Linked DNA regions of Homo sapiens: region 1 is linked to region 2. The links are chromatin loops, found by intact Hi-C in ENCODE. Cell type or tissue: ascending aorta. All regions are shown on one strand. Links, peaks and the distances in the headings refer to the core of each region. The heading gives the core; the rest is flanking DNA.

Evidence for each region. Peaks named below come from ENCODE experiments on the same cell type or tissue, not always from the same donor. Only the 100,000 strongest peaks of a DNase experiment are listed, where the experiment ranks them.
Region 1: it touches region 2 in a loop (2.4-fold over the local background); 3 of 110 quality-filtered maps call a loop at or near these places.

What each region holds. Positions count from the first base shown.
Region 1 is chr13:44,765,834-44,778,085 of GRCh38, reverse strand. No RefSeq gene overlaps it. Among named protein-coding and RNA genes, the nearest start is that of LINC00330, 38 kb to the left of the region's middle. In ascending aorta, for the core only: no CTCF peak of the experiment used is centred there; no DNase peak of the experiment used is centred there; H3K27ac peaks cover 1,431 bases.
Region 2 is chr13:44,899,429-44,911,680 of GRCh38, reverse strand. LOC107984619 (a long non-coding RNA gene) reads left to right here. Exons shown (of 2, transcript XR_001749860.1): 2 at 6,315-6,529. Among named protein-coding and RNA genes, the nearest start is that of TRE-TTC2-1, 12 kb to the left of the region's middle. In ascending aorta, for the core only: no CTCF peak of the experiment used is centred there; DNase peaks (open chromatin) are centred at 4,729, 6,480 and 7,910; H3K4me3 peaks cover 730 bases; H3K27ac peaks cover 3,723 bases.

The DNA.
Region 1 (12,252 bases), core at 2,219-10,218, 130 kb after region 2:
TGTGAACTGCACATTCGAGGGATCTAGGTTGCACGCTCCTTATGAGAATCCAACTCAAGCTTGTCCAACCTGTGGTCTGCGGGCTGCATGTGGCCCAGGGGGACTTTGAATATGGCCCAACACAAATTTGTAAACTTTGTTAAACATTATGAAATTTGTTTGCAACTTCTTTTTTTTTTTTTTAGCTCATTGGCTTCATTAGTGTCAGTGTATTTTATGTGTGGCCCAAGACAATTCTTCTTTTTCTTCCAATGTGGCCCAAAGAAGCCAAAAGATTGGACTCTCTTGACTAATGTCTGATGATCTGAGGCAGAACAGTGTCATCCAGAAATGATCCCCACCTCTTCCTTCCCCCTACCCTCTCCCATCCCTGGAAAAATTATCTTCCACAAAAACTGTCCCTGGTGCCAAAAAGGTTGGGGATATTGCTGGGCTATACCATTTGTGTTTGTGTAGTACATTCTATGATATTCCTACAACAATGAAATTACCTAACAATACATTTCTCAGAATGTCTTAAATCTTAATAATTACCTTAACTAATAGTTTTTTGTAAGAGAAATTTCCAAGGCCATTTTTAAAAAGCCACTTAAAAAATACATTCTTCAGGAATTTTTCCAAAAGATATACTGCCAGGAGTATATTTGAACAATAATACAAAGGTCTTAAAAATAAAGTAAGCCAGCTGGGTGTGGTGGCTCACACGTGTAATCCCAGCATTTTGGAAGGCCAAGGCAGACAGATCATCTGAGGTCAGGAGTTTGAGATCAGCCTGGCCAATGTGGCAAAACCCTATCTCTACTTAAAAAAAAAAAAAAAGAAAATTAGCCAGGCATGGTGATGCACACCTGTAGTTAAGAAAAAAAAAAAAAGAAAAGAAAATTAGCCAGGCGTGGTGATGCACACCTGTAGTCCCAGCTACTTGGTAGGATGGTGATGTACACCTGTAGTCCCACGTACTTGGGAGGCTGAGGCAGGAGAATTGCTTGAACCGAGGAGGTGGAGGTTGCAGTGAGCTGAGATCGCACCACTGCACTCCAGCCTGGGCAACAGAGCAAGACTCTGTCTCAAAAAAAAAAAAAAAAAAAAAAAAAGAAGTAAGATGGCTAGGCACAGAGGCTCATGCCTGTAATCCCAGTACTTTGGGAAGCCAAGGCAGGAGGATTGCTTGAGCTCAGGAGCTCAAGACCAGCCTGGGCAACATGGTGAGGCCCCATCTCTACAAAAAATACAAAAATCAGCTGGGCATGGTGGTGCACACTTACAGTCCCAGCTACTCGGGAGGCTGAAGTGGGAGGATGGCTTGAGCCTGGGAGGCAGAGGTTGAGGTCATGCCACTGCATGCCAGCCTGGACAACAATGTGAGACCTTATCTTCAAAACAAAAAAAAAAGTAAACTTACATAAAGCTATATATGCAATAAGGCATAGAACTATCTACAAACAAGACAAAAACCACAAAGATGGGGAGAAACCAGAGCAGAAAGGCTGAAAATTCCAAAAACCAGAATGTCTCTTCTCCAAAGGAACACAACTCCTCGCCAGCAAGGGAACAAAACTGGACAGAGAATGAGTTTGACGAGCTGACAGAAGTAGGCGTCAGAAGGTCGGTAATAACAAACTTCTCTGAGCTAAAGGAGCACGTTCTAACCCATTGCAAGGAAGCTAAAAACCTTAAAAAAAGGTTAGATGGATGGCTAACTAGAATAAAAAGTGTAGAGAAGACCTTAAATGATATGACAGAGCTGAAAACCACAGTATGAGAACTTTGTGAAGCATACACAAGCTTCAATAGCCGATTTGATCAAGTGGAAGAAAGGATATCACTGATTGAAGATCAAATTAATGAAATAAGGCAAGAAGACAAGATTAGAGAAAAAAGAGTGAAAAGAAATGAACAAAGCCTTCAAGAAATATGGGACTATGTGAAAAGACCAAATCTATGTTAATTGGTGTACCTGAAAGTGATGAGGAGAATGGAACCAAGTTAGAAAACACTCTTCAGGATATTATCCGGGAGAACTTCCCCAACCTAGCAAGGCAGGCCAACATTCAAATTCAGGAAATACAGAGAACACCACAAAGATACTCCTTGAGAAGAGCAACCCCAAGACACCTAATTGTCAGATTCACCAAGGTTGAAATGAAGGAAACAATGTTAAGGGTAGCCAGAGAGAAAGGTCAGGTTACCCACAAAGGGAAGCCAATCAGACTAACAGTGGATCTCTCAGCAGAAACCCTACATGCCAGAAGAGAGTGGGGGCCGATATTCAACGTTCCTAAAGAAAAGAATTTTCAAACCAGAATTTCATATCCAGCCAAACCAAGCTTCATAAGTGAAAGAGAAATAAAATCCTTTACAGACAAGCAAATGCTGAGAGATTTTATCACCACCAGGCCTGCCTTAAAGAGCTCCTGAAGGAAGCACTAAACATGGAAAGGAACAATGGGTACCAGCCACTGCAAAAACATGCCAAATTGTAAAGACCATTGATGCTATGAAGAAACTGCATCAATTAACAGGCGAAATAACCAGCTAGCATCATAATGACAGGATCATATTCACACACAACAATATTAACCTTAAATGTAAATGGGCTAAATACCCCAATTAAAAGACACAGACTGGCAAATTGGATAAAGAGTCAAGACCCATCAGTGTGCTGTATTCAGGAGACCCATCGCATGTGCAAAGACACACACAGGCTCAAAATAAAGGGATGGAGGAAGATCTACCAAGCAAACGGAAAGCAAAAAAAGCAGGGGTTGCAATCATGATCTCTGATAAAACAGACTTTAAACCAACAAAGATCAAAAGAGACAAAGAAGGCCATTACATAATGGTAAAGAGATCAATTCAACAAGAAGAGCTAACTATCCTAAATATATATGCACCCAATACAGGAGAACCCAGATTCATAAAACAAGTTCTTAGAGAACTACAAAGAGGCTTAGGCTCCCACACAGTAATAATGGGAGACTTTAACACCCCACTGTCAATACTAGACAGATCAATGAGACAGAAAATTAACAAAGATATCCAGGACTTGAACTCAGCTCTGCACCAAGTGGAACTAATAGACATCTACAGAGCTCTCCACCCCAAATCAACAGAATATACACTCTTCTCAGCACCACATCACACTTATTCTAAAATTGACCACATAATTGGAAGTCAACACTCCTCAGCAAATGTAAAAGAACAGAAATCATAACAAACTGTCTCTCAGACCACAATGCAATCAAATTAGAACTCAGGATTAAGAAACTCACTCAAAACTGCACAACTACATGGAAACTGAACAACGTGCTCCTGAATGACCACTGGGTAAATAACGAAATGAAGGCAGAAATGAAGATGTTCTTTGAAACCAATGAGAACAAAGATATAACATACCAGAATCTCTGGGACACACTTAAAACAGCATGTAAAGGGAAATTTATAGCACTAAATGCCCACAAGAGAAAGCAGAAAAGATCTAAAATTGACACCCTAACATCACAAAAGAACTAGAGAAGCAAGAGCAAACAAATTCAAAAGCTGGCAGAAGACAAGAAATAATTAAGATCAGAGCAGAACTGAAGGAGATAGAGACACAAAAAACTTCCAAAAAATCAATGAATCCAGGAGCTGGTTTTTTGAAAAGACCAACAAAATAGGTAGGCTGCTAGCAAGACTAATAAAGAAGAAAAGAGAGAAGAATCAAATAGATGCAATAAAAAATGATAAAGGGAATATCACCACCGATCCCACAGAAATACAAACTACCATCAGAGAATACTATAAACACCTCCATGCAAATAAACTAGAAAATCCAGAAGAAAGGGATAAATTCCTGGACACATACACCCTCCCAAGACTAAACCAAGAAGAAGATGAATCTCTGAATAGACCAATAACAGGTTCTGAAATTGAGGCAATAATTAATAGCCTACCAACCAAAAAAAGTCCAGGACCAGGTGGATTCACAGCCGAATTCTACCAGAGGTACAAACAGGAGCTGGTACCATTCCTTCTGAAACTATTCCAATCAATAGAAAAAGACGGAATTCTCCCTAACTCGTTTTATGAGGCCAGCATTATCCTGATACAAAAGCCTGGCAGAGACACAACAAAAAAAGAATTTTAGGCCAATATCCCTGATGAACATTGATGTGAAAATCCTCAATAAAATACTGGCAAACCAAATCCAGCAGCACATCAAAAAGCTTATCCACCATGATCAAGTGGACTTCATCCCTGGGATGCAAGGCTGGTTCAACATATGCAAATCAATAAATGTAATCCATCACATAAACAGAACCAATGATAAAAACCATGATTATCTCAATAGATGCAGAAAAGGCCTTCGACAAAATTCAACAGCCTTTCATGCTAAAAACTCTCAATAAACTCGGTATTGATGGAACGTATCTCAAAATAACAAACCTGCACATTGTGCACATGTACCCTGGAACTTAAAGAAGAAGAATAATAAAAAAGTACTATCTACAAACAAACACACTTTTACAAATAAGCTTATGTAAAACTGGTGAAATGTGAATATGTTCTGTGGATTGTAGCAATGTCAATTTCCTGTTTATGGTAGTGCACTATAGGTCAGATGTGACCGTTACATGGAGGCTGGGTGAAAGGTGCACTGACTGGACCTCTCTTTCCTTTTTTTGTTTTTTCAGGGGGAGGCAGTAATTTCTTGTGAATCTACAATTCTTTCAAAATAAAAAAAAATTAATGCAAAAAATCATGTAAGAGAAAAATTAAGTTAATCTCTACACACTAATAAAAAAATATCCAAGATATTTGATAAGTTAAAAAAATAAATTGTGTCCAGGTGCGGTGGCTCACATCTGTAATCCCAGCACTTTGGGAGGCCGAGGCGGGTGGATCTTGAGGTTAAGAGTTCAAGACCAGTCTGGCCAACTTGGTGAAACCCCATCTCTACTAAAAATACAAAAATTAGCTGGGCATGGTGGCACGTTCCTGTAATCCCAGCTACTCCAGAGGCTGAGGAAGGACAATTGCTTGAACAAAGACATTGAGTGAGCCGAGATCATGCCATTGCACTCCAGCCTGGGCAATAGAGTGAGACTCCATCTCAAATAAATAAATAAATAAATAGTGTTTTGTCACCTGTGATAGATAAAAAAATAAAATTATAGAAAAATATGTATAGTATAATAATATTTATATTAAAAAGCATAGGCCAAAGGCAGTGGTTTATGCCTGCAATCCTAGCACTTTGGGAGGCTGGGGTGGGCAGATCGCTTGAGTCCAGTGGTTTGAGACCAGCCTGGGCAACATGTCGAAACCTCATCTACAAAAATTACACAAATTAGACAGGCGTGGTGGCATGTATCTGTAGTCCCAGCTACTTGGGAGGATGAAATGGGAGGATCACTTGAGCCTGAGGAAGTCGAGGCTGCAGTAAGCCCTGATTGCACCACTGCACCCCAGCCTGGGTGATAGAGAGAGATCATGTCTCAAAGAGGGAAAAAAAGCATAAAGCAAAAATACATATTCATATGCTGTATATGCAAAAGTATATTATGCAAACATAGTAGAAAAAGATCTTGAATGATACACATCAAACTGGTAATAGTAGAAGGGTTTCTGTAATAGCTGGTGGGGGCTTGTTAAATGAGATAACTTCTGATTTATCTGATTATTAGAATTTAAAAAAATGAGAATGTATTCCTTGTGTAGTTAACAAATGCAAAAGGAAATACTTGGAGTTACACTCCACAAATTTTTGGTAATGTGAGATTGCAAAAGAAACAAAAATTGATTAAGAAATAATTTGGGGCCGGGCATGGTGCCTGGCCAATATGGTGAAACTAAAATTTCTGCCTGTATTAAAATTACAGATTAGCCAGGAGTGGTGGTGGGCACCTGTAATCCCAGCAACATGGGAGGCTGACACAGGACAATCGCTGGAACCTGGGAGGCGGAGGTTGCAGTGAGCTGAGATCGTGCCACCGCACTCCACACTCCAGCCTGGGTGACAGAGAGCAAAACTCCATCTAAAAAAAAAAAAAAAGAAAAAAAAGAATTTTGATGACTGATTTTTCATGTTTATAGATAAATAAAACATAGTTTCACCCATTTAACAGCACGTTCAAACTGTGTAATTAGGCAAAAGTCCTGAAAACATAGATTGTATTTGTGGTCAATTTTATGAATTTTCAGGGTTTTTTTTTCCTTTTTCTTTTTTTTTTTTTTGAGACAGAGTCTCACTCTGTTGCCCAGGCTGGAGCACAGTGACATGATCTCAGCTCACTGCAGCCTCCACCTCCCAGGTTCAAGCAATTTTCCTGCCTCAGCCTCCTGAGCAGCTGAGACTACAGGTGTGTGCCACCACACCCAGCTAATTCTTTTATTTTTATTTTTAGCAGGGAAGGGGTTTTGCCATGTTTCTCAGGCTGGTCTTGAACTCCTGGGCTCAAGCGATCCACCTGCCTCAGCCTCCCAAAGTGCTGGGATTACAGGCGTGAGCCACCATGCCCAGCTGAGTTTCAGTTTTAAAAACAATCCATCAGGCCGGATTCAGTGTCTCATACCTGTAATCCCAGCACTTTGAGAGGCTGAGGCAGGTGTATTACCTGAGGTCGGGAGTTCGAGACCAGCCTGACCAACATGGAGAAACCACATCTTTACTAAAAATACAAAATTAGCCAGGCTTGGTGGCATATGCCTGTAATCCCAGCTACTCAGGAAGGCTGAGGCAGGAGAATTGCTTGGACCCGGGAGGCAGAGGTTGCAGTGAGCCGAAATCGCACCATTGCACTCCAGCCTGCGCAACAAGAGTGAAACTCCATCTCAAAAAAAAAAAACCAAAACCAAAACAAGAAACAATCCGTCAGATGTTATTTATTTACCAAGAACCATGCCTGCAATTCAGGTAGCTGCCACCATTGAGTCATTAACTGCTAACCTTGTGTAAAAAGAATGCAACTTACAGCAAGATATAAATAAAAATAAATTCCTTGGCTATTTTTGGCACACTGCCTATGGGTAGCCCTGGTCCAAAAGGAGCAGTAAAAAACAACAACAACAAAAAAAACCTAAGTACAATTTGATACTGCTAGCATTTAACATAGATAGTTCATTACCATTGCTTAATCTAACTTTGGCTCTCCATGAGACCTAAACTGGTTAGCTTACCTAATTTTTCTCTTTTTCTTTTTCTTTTTTTTTTTTTTTTTTTAAGACTGAGTCTTGCTCTGTCACCCAGGCTGGAGTGCAGTGGTGTGATCTTGGCTCATTGCAACCTCCACCTCCCAGGTTCAGGCAATTCCCCTGCCTCAGCCTCCCAAGTAGCTGGGACTACAGGTGCCCGCCACCAAGCCAGGCTAATTTTTGTATTTTTAGTAGAGATGGGGTTTCATCATATTGACCAGGCTGGTCTCAAACTCCTGACCTCGTGATCCACCCACCTCGGCCTCCCAAAGTGCTGGGATTACAGCTGTGAGCCACCACGCCCGCCACTTACCTAAATTTTTAAGTCAAATGTCTCTGGGTATAAAACATTGATCTCTATCTCCAGCACTTTAGAACCCCAGAACAATTAAAGCTTTTGATCCCTCTTTCTGGTTAAAAATTTTGACTCATGATTTGTAACTTGTTGGAGATAACGAGTGTATTGATCTTTTGACCACTGCTAATGATTTTTAGGGTACTGATATTTACTCCCCTTTCTACTTCTTATGGGAAGAAACCTGTTTACTGCTCCATCCAACTTGGCTTAGCTCAGAAGAGACCATCTGGTCATCCACTTCTCCATGACAACTGTCCCAACAGAGGTCATTTCTCATTGGATTTGTCTGATGATCACCCTCATTAATTTGCTTCCCAGTTTCCTTCTCCAGCGTACTGTATATACTTTTGGTTAAGACTACTAATTTAGGATTGTTTAGTAATCCATGCCAGTTTCCAGATATTTTAGGAGAGATCCCAAATGGAATAGGATCTTTAATCATCTGAAAATTTTAAAGCATATTTAAACGAACAGTTTCAAAACAGAACTCTCTCCAAGTGGTTTTCCTGTTACCTTCCTAACATTGCAGTGTGTGTATACGTGTTTACGTGTGAAACTAACCATAGATATACATAACAGATATGTCATAGTCTGAAGTAACCAGACAGAAAACAAACAAAATGAGAAACTGGGAGAGACTTCCTTGATTTGGAAAATTTTGGCCTTTTCAGACTCATTTCTCATGGTTTTTCCATTGGCAGTGGTTAGAATGGAGATGGCATTAATAGTAGCCTGCAATGAATTTCTTAAGTTTTTTTTTTCTGTGCTCTACATTCACAGTATTTATCAGACCACAGTCTGCTTTTTATTGGGGGAAAAGCCCAATTTTTATATCCTGATGACAAAACCACTTCACTAGCCTTCTTGGGACTGCTAACATAGGATATGAACTTCACCTCATTACATCAGGATCACTTTTTTTCAAAAAGGAATAAGAATGAGGCAAAACCCAAAAGCAAAATAAGAGTTTTAAAAAAATCTCTGCACAAGTTCCCCAAATCGAGATGGAGTAATAACTACTTCTGTGATTTCTGCCAATTAATCCACCCCCACAACACAAACCAAAGTTTCCAAAATGAGTTAAAGAGCAGCATTAGTGACTCAGACCGAATGGCTTCACCCACATGGCCCCACTGCAAAGGTTTTTCAGTTGCCACTGCTATTTCCCTTTGCTGATAGTGACATTTACCTGGGGAGAGTGATAGGAGAAGTGACGTCATTGCTTTCCCAGCAACTTCTGCGGTCAGAGTCCCTGCCATTGGAAGTGTCTTGAATTTTTTTTTCTTTTTTTGAGACCAGGTCTCCCTCTGTCACCCAGGCTGGAGTGCAGAGTCACAATCATGGCTCACTGTAGCCTCAGTGTTCCTGGACTCAAGGACTCCTCCCACCTTAGCCTCCCCAATAGCTGGGACTACAGGTGTGTGCCACCATACACAGCTAATTTTGAAATTTTTTGTAGACAGAGTCTCCCTGTGTTGCCCAGGCTGGTCGTTTGGAAGTGAAGGAAGTAAACCATATCTCAGGGAACCCTAACCACATGCTCTTTCCTGTCAGAGCCCTTCACTGGCTTCCCACAGGTATGGAATCAGTTCCACAATAAAGCATAGTGGTCGAGTCATTTCCTGACCTGCCATAGTCTGCCCCTCCAGCCTTACCTATCACTATTGTTTACCCTAAGCCAACAAACTGAATTATTCTAGTTCCCCCTAAATGTCATTTTTTTCTTTTTTTGGCCTTTGTATCTGGCTCATGTTGTCCCTACCTACATTGCCTTCCTCCTTTCCCAGCTCCAAAAAGCCAAATCATACTCATCTTTTAAGACCCACGAACCTCTCAGTTACCCTCTCTTATTTTTTCCAGAGATATGCACCTCCCTTAAAGCATCAACCACCTCTGCCTTATAATCAGATTATTTGTTTATATTTGTTATATGCTGTTTGAAGGATAAATCTGTTGCTTATCTGTTTTTGTGTGCTGGACTCTGTTTAGCATGGTTTTTGCCAGGACTCAGTGACAACTTACTGGCTTCAACCTCAAACTCAACATGTCTGAGCTCATGATCTGTTTCCTCCACTCCCACCGCAACCTCTCCCTCTTGAATTTCCTGTCATGCTGATGGAAACCCCCTCCACTTCACTGCCCATGCCAGAAAATTTCGTGTTACTCTTTCTCCTCTGTACCTCAATCCCCAGCCCCCATGTGATCAATGACAGTCCTGTCAATTTTGCCTCTCTGATAACTCTTAAATTTATACCCCAATTTACACCCCTGTTGCTTCTAGCCACAGACCTATGACTTTAGTTCTGGCCATCATCAGCCCTGGCCTGTGTCACAGCACTTCCTAATTGATCAGTCTATTGCCCTTTTCCCCTCCCCTCCACTCTCACCCAAATCCATTGTCTCCCCAGGTAAATGTCACTATCAGCAAAGGGAAATAGCACTGGCTCCACACTGCAGCCAGTTTGATCTCTAAAATTCAGACCTGACTATGCCACTTTCTTGCTTACGATTCTCAAAATCTACTTCAAACTCTTTAATTTTATGGATAAGCTCCTTTACAACCTGACTCGTTCCTTTACCATTCATATAGCTCTCCTCTCATCTTCCCCCCTCCAGAATCCAAACTCTTCCCACACTGGATGCAGAGATTTCTCAGAAGTTTCTTTAGGATTTCTACCAATGTCTGATTCAAATTTATGGTTTAAATACATTTTAGTTATTTAACAAAATATACAAGAAAAAGCATTCATGTAAATGTATTACATAACACAGTTCTATGTATTAAGGACCATCATTAATTTTGGTATCGAGTTAATTCTTCAGTATGGAACTTCTACCTTCTCTGTGAGTATACGCTGCCATGGCTTAAATGTCCCCTTCAAAATACATGGTGAAACTTAATCACCAATGTGCAATTTTGAGAGGTGGTGCCTTTAAGAGGTGACTGAATCATGAGGGCTCTGCCCTGATTAATTAATTCATTTATTCATAGATTAATAGATGAATGGGTTATCATGGGAGGGGAACTGATAGCTTTATAGAGAGAAGAGAGACCTGAGCTAGCATGCCCAGCCCCCTTGTCATATGATACCCTGTGCAGCCTTGGGATTCTCCAGTGTCCCCAACAGCAGGAAGACTCTCACCAAATGCAGGCCCTTGACCTTGGACATCTTAGCTTCCATAACTGTAAGAAATAAAGTTCTTTTCTTAGAACTTACCCAGTTTCAACTATTCTGCTATAAGCAAGAGGAAAAAAAAGACTAAGACATACTTGAAGTTTTTGTAAATATGTCATTAATTAGAAAAAAAAAAGTGGGTAGTTTTGCATAGTTCAATGGTTCTCACTTTTTTTTTTTTTTGAAACTAGGCCAGTGCTGCTCTGCTCAAGTAAAAATTAAATAGCATTACTATAGAGCTCAATGAAACCTCAAACCAGGTGAAGGCCCATAGCCTTGACACATTTATCACTACATGTCAAAGTGTCGTATTTTATTAGAGATATTTTACCATTTACTCTGAAGTTAGGGTGTTTGATGCTGACTTTTATATTATGATAAGAAATGCAAGCCATTGTTAAATATTGTTGTGACTAAAATTTGAATCTAAAAATCTCTTCAACTTCTTGTCCAAGTTTTTGGATTAATTCATTTGAGGAGTATATTATACTTGATAGGAGATCTAAAACACACACACACACACACACACACACACACACACACACACATTCCGTTTGCATCTACTTATGTGAATAAGGGTTTTCTAGTTGCATAGATGTACATAAACAATTTTTTAAAAACCAAAACATAATCAAGGACAACTGAAATAGATAATTTGGATTGATGTGGAGCAAAGCATGATACCTAATTCCAAATATTTATGTTCTTCAAAGTTGTCTTGCTGTTATTACTTATTGATAAGCAAATATTAAAAACAAAAATGTTCAAAGTAAATGTATACTAGTAAAAAAATGTCATACTTATCTGTTCTATATATCTGAGCCCCAAGAAAAATTTCATTTAAAAAGACAGGTTTCAGTAATTTTTATTTTTTAATGTGAGAACCATTGACACCTCAGTACAGACTCTATCTTCCTCTTGATCCCAGTAAGGTGTTCATACTATGTCCTCCAAGTGCAGAGAAGAGAACCACCAGATGCCCACATCTATGTTTTCTGTTCCAGCCAGGATTACCTCTGATCCAAATGGAGACCTGTCCATTTCCTGTTGGCATTTCCTGTTGGCATTTCCCATATGTTCTCAGGGGAGCTAAGGTATGGCTGATTCTTGGCAGAATGTCCCCACTGTCTCTGCCCTACCCTTTCCCCTCCTCTCACCAGGTCGCACCTGTAAGATGCCTCTGGGTGTTAATAGCATGGCCACATAAATTCTTTCCTTTTGCTGCACTCCCTCTGCCCCATCTCATCTCACAATACACACACATTAGTCTATTAATTCCAAAGACTCCAAAGAACAGAACTTACTCAGCAGAACTAATAAGATTGCAACAATGTCAGACAGTACCTTGCTATGCATGATTTTTAAATAAAGAAGGCACCCTACTTCAACATGGGATTATATAATTTCTAGGATTTAGATCCTTCCTTGATCAGCAAGAAATATGTATGTATTTGCCAAATCTTGCCTCCTACAGAGTGCTAAATTAACAGCACATTTGGTGCCTGTGATCAGCAGAGTTCCATAGTACTTTGGCTGGTTATG
Region 2 (12,252 bases), core at 2,481-10,480:
AGAAAGATTCCAATAACTCAGTGGAAGCTGCAATATTCACAGTTATGGTTTACTGCAGGGAAAAGACAGAGACTGAAATCAGCCAAAGGAAGGGACAGAGTCTGGGAGGGTTCTAACTGCAAAACTTCTGTTGCCCTCTTTCCATGTGGAGTGTGTGGGCCCTCCTGATACTAATGTGTGACAAGATACATGCAGTATTGACAACCAGGGAAGCTCACCTGAACTTTGTTATCCAGAGTTTTTATTGGGGCTTCATTATGTACGCATGATTGATTGATTGTCTGTGTGATTGAACTCAGCCTCCAGCTTGAGTGATACCATGTGACACAAAGCCCCCACTCTAAGGCACATGGTTGGTCTTTCTAGCACGACTACCTCCCACCCTAAGACTACTGAGTATGGCCAGCCCCACCCTACAATCTGAAGGGATCAGCCCCTGCCTTAAACAAAGATCCTCCTATGAGAAATGACATAGATTTCATCCCAGAAGATGAAGGCAAAGGCCAGACCTCTCTTTGGGCAAAGCCAAATTCTTTTTTTTCTTTGTTTGTTTTTTGAGATGGAATCTCGCTCTGTCACCCAGGCGAGAGTGCAGTGGCGTGATCTTGGCTCACTGCAACCTCCACCTCCTGGGTTCAAGTGATTCTCCTGCCTCAGCCTCCTGAGTAGCTAGGATTACAAGCATGCACCACCACACCTGGCTAATTTTTGTATTTTTTAGTAGAGATGAGGCTTCACCATGTTGGCTAGGCTGGTTTTGAACTCCTGATCTTAGATGATCTGCCTGTCTCAGCCTCTCAAAGTGCTGGGACTATAAGTGTATGCCACGACACCTGGCCTACCACTCATTATTTCTTCCAGTTTTCTTTTCAGTAGAGATGAAGGAAGAAGGATTGTCTATTGCCACAAACTGTTTGCCAAAAGATAGGTAAGTGTTCAGAGCAGCAGCTCAGGGGAAACCTGGAACATGCTGGTTCTGACCTCTCTCCATCTTTTCTCCCAACTTTCCAAGGGGAAGTTCCCAAAAGAGGGGTAAGGAGGGGCTGGGAGGAGCAGCAGCTTTTATGGGAGGCCTGCCTTGTGTGCCCTGAATTTTAAAATGGAAACAGTAGGTCCTTGGGGTGAATCTGATGCTGGGGATTTCTGCGTCATCAGAACTGCAGGTTAGTTGCGGGGATGACGCCCGCATTAGGATTTCCACTGGAAGCTTCAAAGCAGTTGCAGAATTGGAATGCTGCTGTGTGCAGCAAAGGGGGGCCTGTCAGAACTTTGCCTAGATGTTGCAGCACTTAACAGTGGACCTGGGGAGCTCACCTTGCTGTTGTCAGGGAAGCCCCCAGTGGGTTTTGGCTCTGTTGGCTGAACACCTGCAGCCCGTGCAGTTGCACCACCTTCCACCTGACTCTCTCATTATGCATAAGCTTAGCGAATCTAAGCATCGACCTCACCATTTATTTCTTGCCCCTGGGTGCCTCTCCATCCAGTGCTGTTTTCCACTGTAAGCACTCATACAGGGGGATTGTCTTCAATGTGTTCATTGAGTCTAAGGTAGGAGCAGTAAACTTGACAGTTATCAGAAGTTGGAGTAATTTTCCATAACCTGTGCTCATTAATGTCCTGATTGGGGTTAATTGATTCAGGGGAGGTGGAGAGAGAGCGAAACACTAAGAGAAGTGAAGGAGGAATAATCAGAATTTGGCAACAGCTTGGTGGTGGGGCGTGAAGGGAAGGGATGATTTGTTGACAACCCCAAGATGATAAGCATCCCCAGAGAGACAGAGAAGTGGGGCAGAGAGAATGAGATTTGTCTCCTCTGACAAATTTGAGGCACTGCTGGGATATCTAAATGGAGCAACCTAAGAGGGCAGGAAACACAGACTGGAACACCTTTGAAAGCAGACACCTCTGGGGGCAACTGTAATTTCCAGGCAAATAGGAGGCTTAGGGGTTTTCTAACTGAGCAGTGCCTGGCTGGTGCGATCACGGAGTGGTGGAGGAAGGAGGGAGACTGAGTGTGTGCACCAGCAGGTGTGACAGGTTCTGTCGTGTATCTGGCCTTCAGTGACAGAGATAAACTTTGGCATAGAATCCTCTAGACCTGCAGTGGCAGACATCTTGAGAGTAGCAAATGTGCACCACATGGCTCAAAGGACCTGCCTGTCCATTGCAGTCATTGTAGATTTGATATTTATTATGATCATTTTCCGACAGATGGAGTAAAGTGCCTTGAGGAAGATGTGATTTTTAATGTTTGCAACATTACAGTATGAGCTAACAGGGGGTCTGGGGTGCTTGTTACTCCATTTTTCACAAGTCTTGGTCAATAAAGCCTGCAAATTTTCCAATCCCTTCTGATCTTGTTATATTATGTGAGGAATCAGTCAAAGAACCTGACTCCCCAAAGACCCTGCAATAATTTTGTAAATGCTTTAATGTTGGCACTTAGCATCTTGCAGGCTCTGCGTGTGACTGTGGGATACACTGGGAAGGTGAATTGGTACACATTTCGTGGAAAGTTGCTTAGCATGTAATACATAGTAAGAGCCATAAGCATGCCTTTCCTTTCACTTGGTAATTCTACTTCCAGAAATCTACATCTTTGATACATCAAGTATCAAAGAAGGGCAAAGATACAGATTATGAACAATGATGAACAACAGCATCACCCGCAATGATGGCAGAGAAGGGACAAGATTCCAAGCCAGCTGTGCTGCACCACTTCCTCCCCTCCCCCAGGGCAAGGCGGGTGGTCCCTCTTCTCACCCTGAAACGAAACCTAGATGCCTTGGGCCTTGCACAGGAAATGCTATTTTGGTTATAGGTGATATTTTTTAGTAAACAAAAAGTGTCAACCACTCACAAAATGCTCTTCTCTAGCATTTGAAGACTTTTTAACCGCATAACCTAGATCCCGTTGATTTTTTTCCTCTGGGTAACTTCCCTCTTGTCAGAGTGCACCTTCCCTTATTCTCTCGCAAATGAAAATTGAAGGTGTTTTGTTTGTTTATTTATTTATTTATTTTTTAAACTTAAATTCTTGTAAGGTGGAGTCTTGGTCTGCTATTCCTTAGCTGGGTGTGGAAGGCCCTGGGGAGATTTATCAGAATGAATTTCTATATCGAGAATTACAATAATTTGAGCTCTTATTTAAGGGTTAGCAGAAACAACTGGTACTTTCACAAGCTGGAAAGAGGCCAATGTCAGATATGACAAATACAGTAATAAAAAGGGAAAATAAAATTCACTTCCTAGGAGGCTCAGCAATAATAAAAACAGAATGAAAAGCTTGGATATTTAGAGAGAGGTTCTGTCTCTCACATATATATGTATGTGTGTGTGTGTGTATATATATATGTATGTATATATATGGATTTCTTCTCCAGAGTGGTTGTCTCTCACATATATATGTGTGTATTCATATATGTATATAAATATATATATATATAAAATCATTCTGCTTGTAAGAAAGTTAGACCCTAAGTGTTCATGAATGTCTAGTCTCCTGTTACTCTTGTCCTCATGTTGTGTCCCCCATAGAGCAAACAGACCTCCAAGAAAGGAAGATACAGTGAGTAAGACCACAGCTCTAGGCCTAGCATGGTGGCTCACACCTGTAATCCCAGCACATTGGGAGGCCTGAGGCAGGTGGATCGCTTGAGGTCAAGAGTTCGAGACCAGCCTGGCCAACATGGTGAAACCCCATCTCTACTAAAAATACAGAAATTAGCTAGGCATGGTGGCGGGCCCCTTAATCTCAGCTACATGGGTGGCTGAAGCAAGAGAATCACTTGAACCCGGGAGGCGGAGGTTGCAGTGAGCCGACATTGCTCCACTGCACTCCAGCCTGAGCGACAGAGCGACTCTGTCTCAAACAAACAAACAAACAAACAAAAGCTACGGGTCTTATCTCAAGTAAATTATTGTTAAATTTTAAGCGTTCTGCAACTTCTTGTGAGCCTATTATTATTTCAAAACAAAGTTTTAAAAAGTTTAGTGAGAAGAATAAACATAAGGAACCTATAGATTATGTGGGTTCAATACGCTGACTACCACAACAATCTGCCAGCGGACCTAAGTGCATGACACAAAGACAAAGGTAGGTCACTGCTGAATGAGGGTGATTGGCTTGGGAGTCAGTGGTAGAAAGGAGTCAGAGGGCCTGGAAGAGAATACCTATGCTTCCACTGCTCCATCAGCACATAGACGAAGCAGCTGCTGTATTCTGTTGGTTCTTTAGTTTTGAGTGACCAGGTGTAGATGTGAGTCCCTGGCATCGCAGTTCTCTGTTCCCTTCCTCACCACCAATTGCTTCCTTGTTTCACCCAAAGTTGAACTGGGTGAAACAAGTTCAACAACCCTTGGAGATGTTCTGAGGGATCAACCGTGCAGCCAGTGCAAGATTCTTTATGAAGTTCGTGTCACAGATTCATTCTCCAGCTTCTGCTTGATCCATAAGCCCCTGGCAAGCAAAATGAACTCAATGACCAGACACCAAGCAAAAAGCCTGATACTGGGGCATTGTTACTTCCCCCGTTCTGGCAGCCCTGATGCTCCTGCTAAACCCAACCTTCTCTAGTGAGTTTTCCAACTAGTTCAAATTATAAAAAAGCCAGCAGATCTGGGCACAGAGCCTTGGCTACTTTCACCAGCCGTTTTGAGTCCAAAAGCTGGTTCCTCGTTGTAAGTGGTTGCCCAGCACACGGCTCTGAAAGGAAACCTTCACAAATCCTTTTCACTTGGCCTTGTAACTTGAGCTCACGCTCCCTTTCTGGCAAGGACACTGTGGAAAATTCCCTGTGCATAGAGAGCTGGCTCCAATTCCCAGCAATTCTACGAAGTTCTCTGTAATGGTAAAAATTGGAGCAGCTTAAACATCTCCAAAGCACGGAGATCTAAAAGAGTACCTCAGGCACTGATGACAAGAAACAGAGAGTCCTGCTTTTCAGGATGGAGCTTTTAGAAGTCAGAATACATTTGCCATCAAAGGTTGTCACAGTGACTGATTCAGCCTGGAGAGTACTGCACATTAGCAAGCGCTTAATATTTGGAATTTCTTGGTAGAGCTGTCCCAGCCCGTGTTACCTTTCTTTAGGTTACCTTTCCTATTTTCTGTAATCATATGCAAACAGCTACAAGTTTGCAGAGAAATAAAGCTGGTGGGGAGGGGAGAGAGTTAGTTAGCCCTGGGGAGCAGCGTCAGCCTTGATGCATGACTTGGGATGACTCTGCCAATGTGTGACCTTGGGGAAAGTTCTGTATTTTGTTCAAATCCCGGCATCATCTATAGAAAGCAATAGAACACACAGTGCCTGCCTGATAAGGTTAATGGGATGATGGCTAAATTAGCTAATGTGTGTGTGTGTGCATGCCGCCCAGTTGGCACACCTGTATTCCTACCCCTCCTCCCTCCTCCTCCTCCTGCTATTCCTCTTCTTTTCTCAAACTGTGATTTTCAAGGTGTTTTAACTGCTGGAACTTTTAAAAAATTCAATCAAATATGCATGTAGAATCACACACAGAAAACAGATAAAAACTCAAGCTGCTGCAAATGAAGCACTGATTCTGTTCCTTCTTCCTCCCCTTAGCAGTGGCTTCCACAATTCACGAGCCATAGAGATGGCTTTTCTCATTGCCTGGGAGTCCCTGCAGGGCACATGGGATTGGATCGCAGGCCCCTGGCTGCTCCCCATCTTCCGTGGCCCCTGCCTCCCAGATCTGGGCACCTGAAACCTTACCGTAGAGGGCTCTGTGTGTTTGGGGTTTAAATAAAAGCCCTCTGGACTTGAGTCCTTTCCATTCCAAGTGTTTTTTTCTGACGAACTCATTTTCCAGAGGAACGGCTGGGCTGCCTGAGAGATCTTTGCAAGCCTGAGACTTCTTTGTTCTTGTTTAGCAGTTTGAGGAGAGCTGTATCCATTCTTGTTTTGTGTCCGTGTGTCAGGAAGCTGGGAGGCACTTGGTGTGCACAGCCTTTTACTTGGGCTTATGTGTTTACCAGGATTTTATTGGCACATGGAAAAGAGTGATGGAATGAGGTATGCTGGTGTGTGAAGGGGTCAAAGGGTAAGTCACAAAACACTTGAATGTGAACTTGAACTTGCTGTTGTGTGTTCAAGTACCTCTCGGGGTCTGAAGGCCTGTCTCTGGAGCATGGCCTCAGTGTGAGGCTGTTTCTGCAGGGCCGACCTCAGAAGGCAGCCACCACAGCTAGAATTAGGCAGAGAAACCCCTAGAACTGTAAGGGCTCCAGTACTTCCCCACATAACTCGTCCCTATCCAGCCTCCCTCTCATTTTGGCCTACTGTTTCTTGCAGGACCATCGAGAGCCTTGATGGAAGCGGCATATCCCTCACCCCCAGGGAGGAGCAGACCAGGGCTGGGAAAAGGGCTTCTCTCCCTTTCTGTGGCTCTGATTATAGATGCTGGACTTGGAAGATGAGGACGGGCTGGAGTCCTGCCCTGAGCTGGGAGTTGGAATGTACAGTAGTGCTTTCAAGATCTTAGTCATCAGTAAACAGAGCTATTATGCGCTGTGTCTGGATGTGTTCTTTCTTCTGCTGTGTGGCCTGTGGTTGCCATGGATATGGCTTTGTCTTCGGAGGCCCATAACCAAGGAGGATTTAAGTAAAACCTGATGGGTCAATATTTCCATAAAACAAAACAAAACAAAACAAAATAAAGAAAGAAAGAAGAAAAGGGGCCACTTTCTTAAATAACTCCAAGAAAATCCTTAAACAGTTCCGAAATTGTGACCAAAACAACAACAAAATCCTCAGGCTTTAGTTGCCAGAACCTAAACGGACACACTTTTTAAAAAGTACTCAGAATTAAAAAAGATGAGGTCTATTGATGGCTCTGATTGCAGCAAGTGAAAATAATGGCATTTCCCCGTTGAGTGTTTTGGACAATATAAAGTTACATTTTTTTTCCCAGCCAGTGCTTATTTTTCAGAATGCTTCTCGATTTGCCATTTGTAAGATGTGTCATATTCCAGCATATAAATGAACCTGTGTTTCAAGCAAACAATTGTTGTTTCTGTCTGACACAGGGGATTCGGTGACATTTGGTAATGAGTATGGAAGATGGGTAGATTGAATTAAGGAGGCTAAAAAAAGGAAAGAAAGAAGAAAGACTCATTCCTGCATAGTAACCAAACAGCTCTGCATCTTTGTTTGAAAACACAGGCATACCCTCTGAGATTCCTTATAAGTCACTCTAAAGAGAGGTGCTTGGTAAAGCAAAGGTCAGAGGCTGGGAGCTGGGGTACAGCCACCACTCTGCCATGATTGGGCTTTTTGCTCAAGGACCATATGCGTTTTACTGGGATGCTCTTTGGTTATGTTTCTCTATGTTTCCAGAAACCACACGCCCAGGCCAGGAAGAAAGCTGTGGATTCTAGGATAAGAACCCCAGCTGAAGTGTGCTGGGTCCCTGGCTTGTTTGCCCACAGCTTGGAAGGACCTGCTTCCATAGTGTCTTTGCCAGCATCATGATGTTCCCTCCTCCCCTTCCCCTAACACCCCAGTGTTTTATCATGCACCTTGCTTCCTTCCCCAGTCACTGTCGCTGGCTACAAGGCACCTCTAATGAAGGAGTTGCATCTGAACTGCGATTATCCAGCAACCTCTTTAAGTGAAGTGGAAAAAAGTGATGTTAGTTTCCTTTCTGTATGCTTGAGTTTTCCCATGTTTGTACTTAAACACCGGCTTAATCCTCAGCTTCTGCTTCCCTGCCTGCCTCAGGACTTCTCCCCAGTCCCCTCCTATGATGTCACCTGGCAACTGCTGGAGCTTCCCAAGCAGAGGATTAGGACATTCTTGTTTTGACTCCAAGAGCTTCAACGCAAAGGCCTCTGTGGCTGTTAGGAACAGAGAGGGCAGTAATGCGGCTGGCCAGCTGCCACCAGGGTCAGTGGTGGCCAGCCTGGATGAAGAAAGGAAGCTCGTGCTTGAGCTGCCTCTGGTAGGTCCTGAGAGAGAGGACTTGCCTCCCAGACCAAGTGTAAATCAGCTCTCAAGCTTGCCCCAGCTGCTGCAAACTGCCTGGGAGGCTGAGGTCATGCTCTGCAGTGAACAAAGACATGGCAGCCAGCAAGGCCAGGCTGAGCAAGGCTTCTTGGTTTGGCTGGGCCTGATTCACAGTAGGTCTGGAAGTGCCAAGAAAACTTTGAGTGTGCGGATGAACGTTCTGGTCAAGTGAGGCTGTGAACCACCATGTCAGACCCTGAAAAGGAATTCTGACCCCCTGGCTTCTGTAGAGTTCCTCCTGGGCCACAGCAAACGGGACAGACTTCATGGACAAGCCAAGGGTTTGATAAATCTTTACTTGACACCAGTCTGAGAGAGACAACTCTGATCTGGATTGAAAGGAATTTTCTGATTTTCCAAGTTGGTAAAATGGAATAGGGGGGTGCCTGGGATTTGGATTGGGGGATGACTCCGAAAGACCCTGGGAAGGTTGTGAAGCCTGCAATGACATCTCATCTGGAACATTACAGAAAATAACAACAAGGAAGAAAATAAGAGAGGCAGTTAAAGGAACCAGCATGGCGCTGAGGGAAAGCCATTCTAGCCTGGATTTTAAATGAACACAAACAAAAGATGGAAGGAGGGGCATGTCATGAAGGGTGTCACAAAAGAATAGCAGGAATCTGTATCTGAGTGTCAGGAAAAGCTGAAGTCCAGAATACGCTACGACTTGTGGAACAGCAGCTGACATGAGAATAATGCTCCATGGTCTGCAAAGCATTTTCATGTAAATGATCACATTGATCCTCACAATAACCCGTGAGAGTGGGGATGGGAGTTATCCTCGGAGTGTGGAGGGGCTTCTCAGAGGCAAAGCTGGGATGAAAGCCCAGATCATCTCAGGCCAAATGCTGGCCTTTTCCCACCATTCCACATCATTTTCTATGTTACATCGCCCATATTTTGATGATGTTTGGAGTAAGAAAAATGGGATGGGGTCATGCTTTGGGAGATAGGGTAATGGAGGCGGATGCTAGAAAGCAAAACTAGTTGCTCCTATTTTTTTCCTCCAGTATACATCACAAAGCAAAATAATCTCTAAAGGACAGAACAAATGTCTCATGATGGGTGAGACCTTTAAGAACTCTCACCCAAGGTGAGAACTCACCTAGCTCTCTAGGCCCAGGGCTGGACATTGAAGATGGTTGTTTGCAAAGGGACCTGATTTTCTCCTCCCTAATGGTTCTCACCCCAGACATTACTTGCACAGTATCTGTGTCCACAAGACTTGAGGGACTGTGGCCAGTCCATGTGCTTTCCCCATTGACAGCACAGGCAATGAATAACTGACCACAGACAGGTCTGCAGTGATTTCTTTGAATTTATGGAGAATGACAGGTATGCCGCAGAGAGAGGAAGAAGTTATCATGATTTCCAGGAAAAGAGAAAAAGTATATTCAATAATTTACATACCAATTAGCTGACATTAGTCTCTGAGATACTTACGTTCATTTCAAAGGTAAACCTGAAGTCTGAAGACAGAGTCATATGAGCCCATTTCATCTATCCCAGAGACCTGACTGGAACCCTTGTCTTGGGTGGCTCAAAGCTGAGATGGGGCTATCTGAGCTGCCATGTCCTAAATGCAGAGAAAAGGGGTTTCAAGGCAAGATTCTTTTTTGTCACTCTCAGCCTTGCTTTTAGGATTAGTTGTTCCATTAAACATTCAGCCTTAATAAAAAGGAGGTTTTACAATCTGAGTGTGCTGAAAGATATGTATCTTAGAGGAGTTGGAATTGGAAGAGGAGGATACACTCAATATGGAAGTTTAGCGATGCTGTCAATTACCAATACTTATTGTCACTATCAGAATTACCACGCGTACAAGTGTAAACACTGCAGGCAGAGTATTCTTTAAAGGACATTGAATAGATGGGGACTGGGCCCAGGAACCCAGACTCACAGAGGTTTCTTCAGCTCCTCTCTTCTTGTTGGGAAGAACAATAGTTAAAGGTGGGCATCTCACTGCTTCTTTCCCTGACCTTTCCAATGTGTGAAAAGAGGGGCCGGAAGGAGTATGAGCTGACTCCATCTCATGCCCTTCACCCCTTATTCACTGCACTGTAGCCATAAGCGTCTTGGTTCTTCCCCTCAACACACCCAGTGTGTTCCCACCTGGGGGTTTTGGCATCTGCTGCTCCCTTTCCCGGACCAACAACTTCCTGTCATTGGAACTTCAAGTCAATCAGTGTCTCCTGGGAGAGACCTTCCCTGATCCATACCCACTGTGTTTTCTTCATAGCATACTGAATGTCTTCCTAGCAGTCTGAAATTTCTCCATTTTTCTTCTTCCCATTCTCTTTCCCCTTCTCCTCTCTTTTCTTCCTCTGCTCCTCCTTCTCTTCTTCCTTGCCTGTCTCTCTCCAGCTAAAATGAGAGTTCTGTGTCCTTGACTGTCTGTTCACCAGTGTATCCCCAGTGCCTAGGATGGTACCTGAGCAGGTGCCTGACAAACAATTGTTGCAGGAACGAGTTGACTTACCCCACCTTTTTTCTTGGCTGCTTTCATTTAGACTACTTAGAGACATGATGATCATCTCTGTTCAACAAATGGTGAATGGGCTTTGATATTTTTGATGTCTGAGGGGTCTCTAATAACCTGAAAACAATCCACAGTGACAAGCTCAGATCACATGTTCTGGAGGCATCTCTAAGGCGAAAGAAACTGTGCTTCTATTTTGGTACGGTAAATGAAACCTCAGGGAAAGCTGAGAAAAAGGAATGGGGCAAATTCCATCTGGGAATGTAAAAAATATTGCTAGTAGGAGATAAGCCTGCTTAGCGTCTCTCAAAGTATCCATTATTCAGATCTGTTGTGCAGGCTTATCAATGTCCCCGGGCAAGATCAAGACAGGAGCTGAAAGAAGGGTAAGGATAGTTCAACGAAGAGAAGAAGCTTGGGCGGCCGAAGAAGCCGAGGAAACGCGTCGCAGGAGACGGTGGCTCAACATCTAGAATTTCTGCTGATTTCATTGAGCAACAGGGGCACACCCTATCTTGACCTCGGTTTAGCAAAATGGAGGTGATACTGCTGACTTTTCTTAATGGGGAAGGTAGAAAAGTGTGGGGCCTACAAGGGCATTTTTTAAAAAAGATCCCAAATAACAGTCACTTAAAATAGAAAGTTCTATCTTGTGGAACCTTCTGACCCCTCATCTGGGCTGCATGGCGGCTATGAGGTTGTTGACCCAGTTGCCTTCCACTTTGTTGTTCTGCCATCTTTGGATGTTGTTTTCATTTGCATGGTTGGCACTACCACATCCACATTTAAGCCAGAGAAGGAAAGAAAGGGAAGACACTCATTTTTCAAGTGCATGATCTGGAAGCTGCACACATACCTTCCATTTGCAACCCACTGGCCATAACTTTATCTCCTGGCCATGCTTAAGTGCAAAGGAGGCTGGGAAATGTGGTTTCTAACTAGGTGGCCCAACTGAAAATTCTACAGCCATGAAAGAAAAGGAACAGGGATATCAGTAGACAGCCTCTCTGTCACAGGCGATGGAGGAAATTATGGCAAAATGCCAATGTAAATACAGTGAAAATTCTCCTTTGCATCTGCCCCAGGGGAGGAAAATAAAATGGGAGTGGAAGTCTCTCTGTCAGGTCTTTGCAGAGCAAAGAACTGGATAGATTTTTGACAAGCAGACCGATGAAAATGTATTCCTACAATAAAGCCCAGTGATAATATATGAGGTATACTAGTGCCATTAAACAGCACAAGTGTAGCAATTTTATTTTGTTTTGTTTAATTTTACTTTAAGTTCTGGGGTACAAGGGCAGAATGTGCAGGTTTGTTACAGACGTATCGTGTGCCATGGTGGTTTGCCGCACCTATCAACCCATCATCTAGGTTTTAAGTCCCGCACTCACTAGCTGTTTGTCCTAATGCTCTGCCTCCCCTCGCCCCTCACCCCACAACTAGCCCCAGTGTGTGATGTTCCCCTCCCTGTGTCCATGTGTTCTCATCATTCAACTCCCACTTATGAGTGAGAACATTCGGTGTTTGGTTTTCTGTTCCTGTGTTAGTTTGTTGAGGATGATGGCTTCCAGTTTAATCCATGTCCCTGCAAAGGACATGATCTTATTCCTTTTCATGGCTGCAAGCAATTTTGAAATCTTCATTAGAATGTAGCGCCTACCAGGTAATTTACCTAATCAGTCAGAATTCTGCTTCAGGCTCCCACCATCAACCATTTAGAATTAACTATAAAGCAGGATCACT